Regions from separate parts of the Homo sapiens genome. Here region 2 is linked to region 1. The links are chromatin contacts, found by Hi-C or POLR2A ChIA-PET in ENCODE. All regions are on one chromosome and are shown on one strand. Each heading gives the region's core, a stretch centred on a gene start or an enhancer-like site at or near the end of the contact. The rest is flanking DNA. Distances are from core to core; before and after follow the strand shown. Region 1 has its middle 19 kb from the start of NEK2-DT. Region 2 has its middle 99 kb from the start of LINC02608.

Region 1 (5,148 bases), core at 747-3,246:
TGTTTCTCAGCAGGAAGTCTCCCCACCAGCACAGCTGTTCTCCACTGTGACAAGCATAGGAGCCCCCAGGGACTGTGCTGAAGAGCAGATTCTGATGAGCAGGGCCGGGTGGGGCCTGAGAGTCTGCATGTCTAATAAGCTCCCAGGGGACACCTTGTTGCTCTCCAAGGACCACATGTGAGGGTCTACACCACTTACTGACAATACTGCTCTAGCTATGACCAGCTGGAAAGGCTTCTGAAGAGGAGCTTCATAGCTAAGCTGACCAACCCTCTTGGTTTTCTTGGGGCTGAGAGGTTTGCCCAGACTTGAAACCTGGGATGGTCCCAGGGAGACCAGAATTCTTGGTTACCCTGTGCACAGCTGTGGCCCAATACAATTAGTTTAGGTAAAGCCTTGACATAGACGCCTGAGAAAGGCTCAAGAATGCTTACAAAGAAACAAACAAGGCATTGTAAATCAATCTAGTGTAGAAAAAATACTCTTAAAGCACCGAGGGAAGGTAGATTAAATTCAAGGTCATCATGAAACTGAGCTTCTTGAGAGCTGAGTTCTGAGTGGGATGGGATAGAAAAGGGATTAGGGAATGATCTAGGTTGGGATGAAGGAAAGGGCTCCCATTGCTATACATGCCCGCTTTGGTTAGCGCTGATTTCATGAAAAGCCAGGTTCATCTGAGTTGTCAGAACCTACAAATCATATTCAAGTGTGTGCTGTCATATTTGTATTAAATTCCTGTATCTATATATTTTAGGTCACTTTCTCTCCCCAAAAGCCATGGCAGTTAACCTGGCCCTAAACCTAAGTTGCCCTGGCCTCCCTGCCCAGGTGCCTTCTAGAGAATGTCACATAATGCAGTGGTTTAATGGACTTCCCTGGTGACCACAGCCCTGGTCTGGATGTGGTCCTGTCTGCCCTGCCATGTGCCATGTGACCTAGGTAGAAAGGGAGTCAGTGTCTACCTGTCTGTGCCTGTCCTCCTGCCCTTACAGGGATGGCTGAGGCATGAGGGCTCTGACAGCCCTGGAGACACACAGAACCTCACCAATATGGAAGAGTCTGGGAAAACCTTGGGGCCACCCTGAGAAGGCACTTCACAACAAAGACTGCACACAGTACTTTTTGGAGGGCAGCCATATTCTGGCCTATGGGTTTGGTTCCTAGAACTCGAAGTATGTGGGTTTCCTGAGTGTGTAAAATCCTGAGAGATGGTAATAAACCACACCCTTTGGGATGAGGTACAGAGAGCCTTCATATTTATAAAATATATGAGGCCAGGCATGGTGGCTCACACCTGTAATCCCAGCACTCTGAGAGGCCAAGGTAGAAGCATTGCTTGAGCTCACGAGTTTGAGTCCAGCCTGGGCAACATAACGAGAGCCTGCCTCTACAAAAATAAAATAAAATAAAAAGTTAGCTGGGCATGGTGGTGTGTGCCTGTGATCACAATTATTCAGGAGGCTGAAGTGGGAGGATTGCTTGAGTATAGGAGTTTGAGGCTGCAGTGAACTATGATTGCACCATTGCACTCCAGCCTGGGCAACAGAGTGAGACCGTGTCTCAATTAAAAAAAAAATATATATATATATATATATATGTATGCATGTATATGTGTGTGTATATATATATATATACATATGTATGTATGTATGTATGTGTGTGTGTGTATATGTATATATGTATATATACCGCTTTATTTCTTTAGCAGTGGTTAAGATTTGAACTTTGGAATCAGGCAGAACTGTAGGTCCAGCTCTGGCATTTTCTCACCCTCTAGAGCCTGGGTTTCCTCATCTGTAAAATAGAGATGGTAACAGTGCCTCCTCTTCGGGGCCTCTGGGCCTTGGCCGTCACACAATGCTCCTCCAAGAGCAGCTATGTTATCACTACTCTTATCTCACAGACAGCTGGAGGAGGGTCACGGGGGCAGCGGGCGCTCTGCAGGAGGCCTCCTTTAAGGGCAGTTGTCATTAGCACGCTGTTAGCAATGGGAAGCTCCAAGATGCTGCCAAACCACTTGAAAAGATGTGTTAGAAATCCCCATTTGGTAAAGAACAAAATTCTCAGTTCACAGAGCTTAGTCAATGCTTTTGTTGTCATTGTTGTTAATAAATGCTTTATTTTTGAAGAGTTTTAGATTTATAGAAAAGCTATAAAGATAGTACAGAGTTCCCATTTCTCACAGGGGTCCTGCACTGGCTCCCTGCTGGGGCGGGCTTGCAGTAGTCCAGTGGTTCAGTTTTGGTCTGGCTTCCTTTTTTCTGTGGTGACTGTCTAGCCCACAAGCTGAGTTATGGAGATGCTGCAGCTTTTCTGTTTGTAAAAATGACCTTGATCCCCGCCTACACTCGTTTCCTCTGTGTGCACAAACACACATGTGCACAGGCCCACCCACAGCATGCGGTCATGCAGTGTGAGGAGCACACCCACTGAGCTAGGCTCAGGTGACCCCTGACTGCTACCCCTTGCAGACCCAAGGTCGATCAGAGCCCCTGCAGAGGAAGCACTGTTACCATCTCGTGGCTTCTGGATGGTCCAGAGGGGGCTTTCTTGGAGATAAGTGAGCCAGACCTCCAAGAATCTGTAGGGTGGGTGGGCACATTTGGGTGTTCTCTTTTGCAGATGAGAAGTATTCATGGTGGCCTGAGGCTTGAGGCTTAAACACTATGAGCCTCAGTTTCCTTTTTTGGAAAATGGGAATAAACCAATGCTTCAGTCCTGGGAATGTGGTGAAGAGTGAAGGAGAAGCATGAGTAGCACCGGGCCTGGCACGGATGAGTGCGGTGCTTTTATCATTCCAGCTGTGTGGACCACACCAGCCACACCAGGTGGACATGTGGCCTCAGCTCACCAGATTCTCCTGCCCTCTGCCTCTGCCCAGGGTGGAGGGGAGTGAAGGCAGTGCCACAGCCCGGTACAGACCTGAATCATTGTATGCTTGACAGGCTCCAAGGCCTCCTTAAGTTAGGTCTTCACTCTGTGTACCATGACATTCCTCCAGAAAAACAAAAGTGCAAAGAACATCTTCTAATTTAAAACATGTTTTATGGTCGGGCTTGGCGGCTTATGCTGTAGCAGGATGAGCCGCAGACAAAAGTCCTCAAACTCTGAATTAAAGAAGGAAGGGGTTTATTCGGCCGGGGGCATTGGCAAGACTCCTGTCTCAAGAGCCGAGCTCCCCGAGTGAGCAATTTCTGTCCCTTTTAAGGGCTCACAACTCTAAGGGGGTGCACATGAGAGGGGCATGATTGATTGAGCAAGTGGGGGGTACGTGTCTGGGGGCTGCATGCACCGGTAATTACATCGGAACAAAACAGGATAGGGATTTTCACAGTGCTTTTCTATCCAATGTCTGTAATCTATAGATAACATAACCAATTAGGTCAGGGGTCGATTTTTAACTACCAGGCCCAGGGTGTGGCGCCGGGCTGCCTGCTTGTGGATTTCATTTCTGTCTTTTAGTTTTTACTTTTTCTTTCTTTGGAGGCAGAAATTGGGCATAAGACAATATGAGCGGTGGTCTCCTCCCTTATTCCCCCCCTTTGAGAATCTCACTCAATAGTGGGAGTTCTCACTTTCATTTTTACTTCCCATGTCTTCTTGCAAGACAGATCGATAGTGATTCACATAGTACATTGTGCTGAAGCATTTTGGTGAACTAAGGTAGTGATGAAGCTTTTTATCATTTGAAGAAGTACAGGTAGCAAACAAGGGAGCAGTAAGCAGGTTCCTATTACTATTATAACTCTTATTATAAGAGTTTTAAATCCTCTTAGTGCTGGGAACCATTTTCCAAACATGGCCCCAGGATCAAATCTATGCCACACTTGTACGGGCACATGTGCCAGTTTTGTCATATCTCTAACTATGTCTTCAACTACTTACCCTTGATTATCTATGTGTAGGCAGCAATTAGTAAGGTTAAATTTCCTGCAGACCTCTCCTTCAGCTGTAGTCGAGAGCTGATCTATTTTGATAGATAGCATTTCTCATCTGAGTTTCTTGCCAGGCCAGAATAGTCAAGGCTCTGCTGGTTTTACTAGTGATTATTTTTAAGACAGCTTGTAACCGTATGATTCGGTTGATCATGTAAATGGGGGTCCGGTATCCTCACGAGCTGTCTTGTGCCTAAGTAGCAGGCCTATAATATTGTATGATTCTCTCAGGGGGCCATTTATCATTTTTTCAATTTCCTATAGCTATGCTTCTCTTTTCGCGGGAAGCATAGACAGGGAAGCCCAGGAGTTCGCCTGTTTTTGTGGGCAGTAGGAAGAAAGATGGTTTAATAGTGCTAATAACACAACTACCTGCCTACTGGCCAGGTAATCTGGCATAAGCTGTTTGCCCACATATCCAGTATAATCCAGTGGGGGCTGTCCAGTCCTGGTGTGACTCTGGGTAGGTCCACACGGTTTGCAACTTTGGGAATTTACTAAATGGATTTCTTTCTGTGTGATTTGAACTCCACCAAGTGACTGTTTTTGTGGTACCATTATACAGTTTCTGTCTCAGACAACTAAGTCATCTGACAGGGTGAGTGAATTCTTTTCCTTCTTTAGCTATGCAATATTGTCCAATAATTGAGCCTTTTAGGACCTAGAAATTATCAGGGTGATTCTTTTGAGCCGGGAATTCATCAGGAACTGTGTCTGTAGGTACTAATTCTTGGGCTTCCTATGGCCATTGATCTCCTATTACAGTTCCTCCACATACATAACATGAAGTGACATTGAGAGACTGGGCTACATGCTCGGCTAATTGCAAAAACAAATTTCTTGTTTTTCCTGGAATTTCTGGTACTGGCACATTTAGTTCATCATAGAAAGGTTGAAACACTGGCTCAGGAGAGCGTTTGTAAACTTCTCCTCGAACCAAGATATTTACTCAAGGATGCAGTCCGGCCCCGTCGATTCCTAAGGTCACATGCTCGTCTTTTTTCCAGCGAGTATCAAGGGGATTGGTTATTACTAGCTCTAAGGGGTTACATTGCCCTTTAGTACAGGAAGGGCCATTTTTTCCTTTCTGAAGGTGGACTGGATCCTTTTCATTTTTTTTAAATCCAAGTGGCCTAAATGACACAAGACCAGTATTTACATTTATTTCTACACAGTCCTAATTTATGACAGATGTACTTATTTTCTGCCATAT
Region 2 (5,677 bases), core at 1,145-3,644, 490 kb before region 1:
TGATATTCTGCATTTCTCCCAAGCTTCCAGGTGCTGTTGATGCTGCTGGTACAAGGGCCACACTTTGAATAATTAAGGTCTAAAGCAAAGGCCCAAGGCAGGGGTCCTTTTTACCTTGGCAGAGCAATACCATTAGCAAAAAAGGATGTGTTTGATAATTTAATTACTCCCATGGATAAAGTACCAATAGAACTTAGTACGCACTTAAAGTTACACAAAAACAATATATGTGCAACACAAATTTGAATGTAACACCAATGCCTACATGGAGAATTCTTTAGCACAACCAGGTGAGTCTCACAGCCTTTGGCCCTATAAGTTATCATGTTCTTCCCCTTCTTGCACCCTCTGACCCCTTCCTGTATGTGGTTCACCCTGCATGACTCACTGAGCAGGTACTGACATTTCTAGTAGTCTTCTTTTTTCCTTCTGCAGATCCTTACAAACGCATTTCTTACTTTTTTTTTTTTTGAGACGAAGTCTCACTCTGTTGCCTCAGCTGGCGTGCAGTGGCATGATCTCAGCTCACTGGAACCTCCACCTCCCATGTTCAAGCAATTCTCCATCCTCAGCCTCCAGAGTAGCTGGGATTATAGGTGTGCGCCACCATGCCCAGCTAATTTTTGCATTTTTCGTAGAGACAGAGTTCCACCATGTTGGCCAGGCTGGTCTCGAACTCCTGACCTCAGATGATCTGCCCGACTCGGCCTCCCAAAGTGCTGGGCCTATAGGTGTGAGTCACTGCGCCCGGCCGCATTTCTTATACTTATTCATCATTTACTATGCTCTTTTCTCTCATATGCTTCACCGTACTCACAGCACGTTAGTCCCGGCACTTTCCGCAACAGACTTGTTACTTTTCCAGGCCCTTTTGCCCTCAGCCCTGAAGCCCACTGGGCCCGGCTGGTGCTGGTGCTGCTTCTCTGGCAGCTGCTGCCTCCTGTCTCTGAGCTCCCTGATACTGGAAAGAACCCTCCCAAGGCTTCCTTCTGGCATGTGGAGGCATCTTCAGCCAATTCCATGTGGCAAGTGAATCTATTTATACCTTTTGGAAACCTCATCATTTGGGCAGGAAGTGACCAACTTCCTGGCAAAGAACTCCCAAGAACATCTTCCCAAAGGGAAAAGAGAGAAAACATATCTCTGACGTACATGTATGGTTTCCTCACTTTTAACTGGTCCTGCCCCAGCCCAGCGGTGCGCCTCCAGGCTGAAGAGCCTCTGCTAGGGACAGAAGCCCACCCTGGCTCAAGGACTTAGATGCAGCAGGTGTTTAGTCAGCCTTGATTGAATTGAGTTGAATTTCTTGTGGCTGGAAAACTGTTTCCTATTTATTTTCTTCTCCTGCCAATCCTTTCACAGGGCACTGTCAAATATTGGCCAATGCGGCTGGGTGCAGTGGCTCACACCTGTAATTCCAACACTTTGGAAGGCCGAGATGGGCAGATCACAAGGTCAGGAGATCGAGACCATCCTGGCTAACACGGTTAAACCCTGTCTCTACTAAAAATACTAAAGATCACCTTTTGAGGGCCGGGAGCAGTGGCTCACGCCTGTAATCTTAGCACTTTGGGAGGCTGAGGCGGGTAGATCATCTGAGGTCAGGAGTTTGAGACCAGCCTGGCCAACACGGTGAAACCCCGTCTCCCCATCTCTACTAAAAATACAAAAATTAGCTGGGCATGGTGGCAGGCCACCTGTAATCCCAGCTACCTGGGAGGTTGAAGCAGGAGAATCACTTGAACCCGGGAGGCGGAGGTTGCAGTGAGCTGAGATTGTGCCACTGCACTCCAGCCTGGGTGACAAGAGTGGGACTTCATCTCAAAAAAAAAAAATCACTTTTTGCTACAACTGAGGATTCAGTGTATGTCAGAATACTCACTGCTGACTCAAGGGGTTCACATTATGGGTACAGAGAGCGACGTAAACTTTCTTCTAGATAGAGGAGGAAATAATATGACATGGAGCCAGCACCCACCACCCCCACCCTAAACAAATCAACAAAAAAACTCCTGTGTTGACTGGAACACATGAGAACTTTGTCTCTAGAGTATGTAAGAGATGGCTTTAGGGGTCTATAAACAGGCCGTTTCTAGATGGTGATGTATTATAGAAGGACCGAAAACTGGTGCTGCCTCTATGAGTGCTGTAAATGCTGTGAGAACTTAATATTTTGGCAATGACTGCAGGTGAAATTACTGCTTACTTTGGTATCATTTTCAGTTTTACAATACATATTTTTTCAAATCTGCTACACCAAATTCTAATAGTCAAAGATGTGCCTCCAACACGAAAAGAAAAAAAAAAGATTAAGAACCACCACACTACTACCTTACAGGACTCAGCAGGACTAGCCCCAGGGACGAAACTGAAACAGGAGAGTTGGTCTCCAGAGAATACTTCCTTCTTCCTGCTACGACCTTCTTGCCTACTGTTGCTGGCTTCATCTCAACAATGCAGAAAGCTTACTGTTCAACCATTCTTTCTCCCAGGGTTAACGGTTTCAAGGTACAGTCCTGCTAATGTTAATGTGATTGGCCCTCCCTCACATTTAATGTTAATGTGATTGGCCCTCCCTCACATTTAATGTTAATGTGATTGGCCCTCCCTCACATTCACTGTACATTTTCATGATGGTTCTCTGGTGCTTGTTGGGGTAGACACTGACAGGTGAGGAAACCTTTGTGTGGGAAGCACTTCTGCACAGTTAAGGCCTCGGGACCCTCCTATTTTATCCTGGCGGGCTGGCTTTTTTCTCTATGCAAGTGGTGCTCACTACTGCTATTGGTCTGATGGACTGACCCGTTGACTGAATTTCTGGGTGACAAACGAAGGTCCAAGGTTGATTTTTTATTTTATTTTGAGACAGAGTCTCACTCTGTCACCCAGACTAGAGTAGCACAATCTCGGTTCACTGCAACCTCTGCCTCCTGGGCCCAAGCAATCCTCCTACCTCAGCCTTTCCAGTAGCTGGGACCACAGGTGTGTGCCACCATGCCTTCATTTTTTTTTTTTTTTTTAAATAAAGGCAAGGTCTCACTATGTTGCTGAGGCTGGTCTCAAACTCCTGGGCTCAAGCGATCCTCTTGCCTCAGCCTCCTAAAGTGCTGAGATTACAGGTGTGAGACACTGTGCCTGGCCAGTTTTCTTTATATTTACTCTGCTTGGAGATTATTGAGCTTCTTGTATGCGTGAGTTTATGGTTTTCATCAATTTGGGGAAATTTTCAGCCATTATTTTTTCAAAAAAAATTTCTTATTCCCCTCTTCTGGGACTTAAATTCCATGTTAAACTGCTTAATATTGTCTCTCAGGTAACTGAAGCTCACTCTCTTTACCTCTCTCTCTTTATTTTTTGTTTCTTTAGTTGTTTTTCTCTAGACAGTTTCTATTGCTATGTTTTCAATTTATTGATCTTTTCTTTTGCATCGTCCAATTTGTTCTTAATCCCATGCAGTATACTTTCCATTTCAAATGTATTTTTCATCTCTAGGAGTTTCGTTTGGATCTTTTTTGTATCTTCAGTTTATCCTTTCATTGTGTTCATGTTTTCTATCTATTTTTATTTTCTTTTTTGAGACAGAGTCTCTATCGCTCAGGCTGGAGTGCAGTGGTGGTGTCTCAGCTCACTGCAACCTCCGCCTCCGGGGTTCAAGCAATTCTCATGCCTCGGCCTTCCAAGTAGCTGGGATTACAGGTGCATGCCACCACGCCCAGCTAATTTTTGTATTTTTAATAGAGTCGGGACTTCACTGTATTGGCCAGTCTGGTCCCGAACTCCTGGCTTCAAGTGATCCACCCGCCTCTGCCTCCTGACCTCAAGTGATCCACCCGCCTCTGCCTCCTGACCTCAAGTGATCCACCCGCCTCTGCCTCCCGACCTCAAGTGATCCACCCGCCTCTGCCTCCTGACCTCAAGTGATCCACCCGCCTCTGCCTCCCAAAGTGCTGGGATTACAGTCGTGAGCCACCACACCTGGCTCAGGTTTTCTATCTTCCTCAGCATGTGAAGCATGCTTATAGTAGTTGTTTTTAAGGTTCTTATCTGCTAATTTCATCATCTCTGCCACTTCTGGGTCTGTTTTTACTGACTGACTTTTCTCCTAGTTATGGGTACTATTTTCCTATTGTGATGCATGCTTGGCAAGCTTCGACTGGTCGCTGGATATTGTGAATTTTACCTTGTTGGATACTAGATTTTGTTGTAATCCTTTAAATAATGCTCTACTTTGTTCAGTTAAGTTACTTAGATTTAATCTGATCCCTTCAAGGCTTGCTTTTAAGCTTTGTTAGGGTGGGTCCAGAGCAACAGGTAGTCTAGGGCTTATTTAGCCCCACCACCATGACCATACCCTTCTGTGGACTCTACTTAATGCTCTGTGTGTGATGAGGTCTTTCCACTCTGCCTAATGGGAACTGAATTCCGTGACCTTCAGGAATTTGGGGTGTTCTTGCTTTCTTTCTTTCTTTCTTTTTTTTTTCTGAGACGGAGTCACTGTCGCCCAGGCTGGAGTCAGTGGCGCGATCTCGGCGCACTACAACCTCCGCCTCCCAGGTTCAAGCGATTCTCCTGCCTCAGCCTCCTGAGTAGCTGGGACTACAGGCGCATGGCAACACGCCTGGCTAATTTTTGTATTTTTAGTAGAGACGAGGTTTCACCATATCGGCCAGGCTTGTCTCAAACTCCTGATCTCGTGATCTGCCCACTTCGCCTCCCAAAGTGCTGGGATTACAGGTGTGAGCCACCGCGCCCGGCCCGATGTCCTTGCTTTCTATTGCATGTATGTTTGTTTTACGCAGTTTCATGTTGTTTTCTCTCCTACATGCACAGATCAGTACCCAGTCAAATTATCAACCTGCAGATCTCTGGAGCTCTCTTGCAGGGCAGGTTCCTCCTCCCTGATATGTTGCCTCTCAAATTCTCGCCATCTCAGCATTCCTAAACTTCAGTCTCTCAACTCAGTGAGAGCACGAGGCTGTGCTTGGGTTCCTCTTCCCCACACTGCAGCCAGGAAACTGCCTGTAGCCAGTTAAACTGAAGCAATCATAGGACTGACCTTGGTTTTCCCCTCCCTTCTTTCAGGGACACAATCCTGTGCTAACTAACCAAATCCTGAAACTGTTGTGTCGTATAGTTTGTTCAGATTTTTAGTAGTTTCAGGTAAGAAAGTGAATCCCTGGCTGGGTGCTGTGGTTCACGCCTGTAATCCCAATACTTTGGGAGGCCAAGGCGGGTGGATCACCTGAGGTCAGGAGTTTGAGACCAGCCTGGCCAACATGGTGAAACCTCGTCTCTACTAAAAATACAAAAAATTAGCTGGGCGTGGTGGTGAGCACCTGTAATCCCAGTTACTAGGGAGGCTGAGGCGGGAGAATTGCTTGAACCTAGGAGGCAGAGGTTGCAGTGAGCCGAGATGGAGCCATCGTACTCCAGCCTGGGCAACAAGAGAGAAACTTCATCCATCTCAAAAAAAAAAAAAAAAAGTAAATCCCTGGAGTCTATTATTTCATCGTGGCGAGGAACAGAAGTTCTCTCAACACAGATCTAATTATGTAACACATGACATTTTACATCATGATCTTTTCACTTAAGTGTAGATTTTGGTTATTTTTCCATTGTATTACACAGTTGTAGTAGACATTATTTTAAACTATGTACTCATTCATTATCTTATTAA

The links. A loop is a pair of places that touch in the nucleus more often than their neighbours do. ChIA-PET counts read pairs that join two places held with the same protein, here RNA polymerase II (POLR2A). Pooled maps may share reads with other maps.
Region 2: a pooled map shows a loop between it and region 1 (9-fold over the local background). The contact joins two enhancer-like sites. A Hi-C loop is called at or near these places in 3 of 50 pooled maps. POLR2A ChIA-PET finds 5 or more read pairs at or near these places in 3 of 52 experiments (CD8-positive, alpha-beta T cell, WTC11 and activated B cell).

Annotation. Positions count from the first base shown.
Region 1 is chr1:211,692,504-211,697,651 of GRCh38, reverse strand. No RefSeq gene overlaps it. Among named protein-coding and RNA genes, the nearest start is that of NEK2-DT, 19 kb to the right of the region's middle. RefSeq lists an enhancer at 1,894-2,393. Within about 2 kb of position 1,996, at least 3 of the 41 ENCODE cell types and tissues checked have a DNase peak (open chromatin) inside an H3K27ac peak, as active enhancers do.
Region 2 is chr1:212,183,493-212,189,169 of GRCh38, reverse strand. No RefSeq gene overlaps it. Among named protein-coding and RNA genes, the nearest start is that of LINC02608, 99 kb to the left of the region's middle. RefSeq lists enhancers at 2,159-2,218, 2,269-2,318, 2,269-2,563. Within about 2 kb of position 2,394, at least 4 of the 41 ENCODE cell types and tissues checked have a DNase peak (open chromatin) inside an H3K27ac peak, as active enhancers do.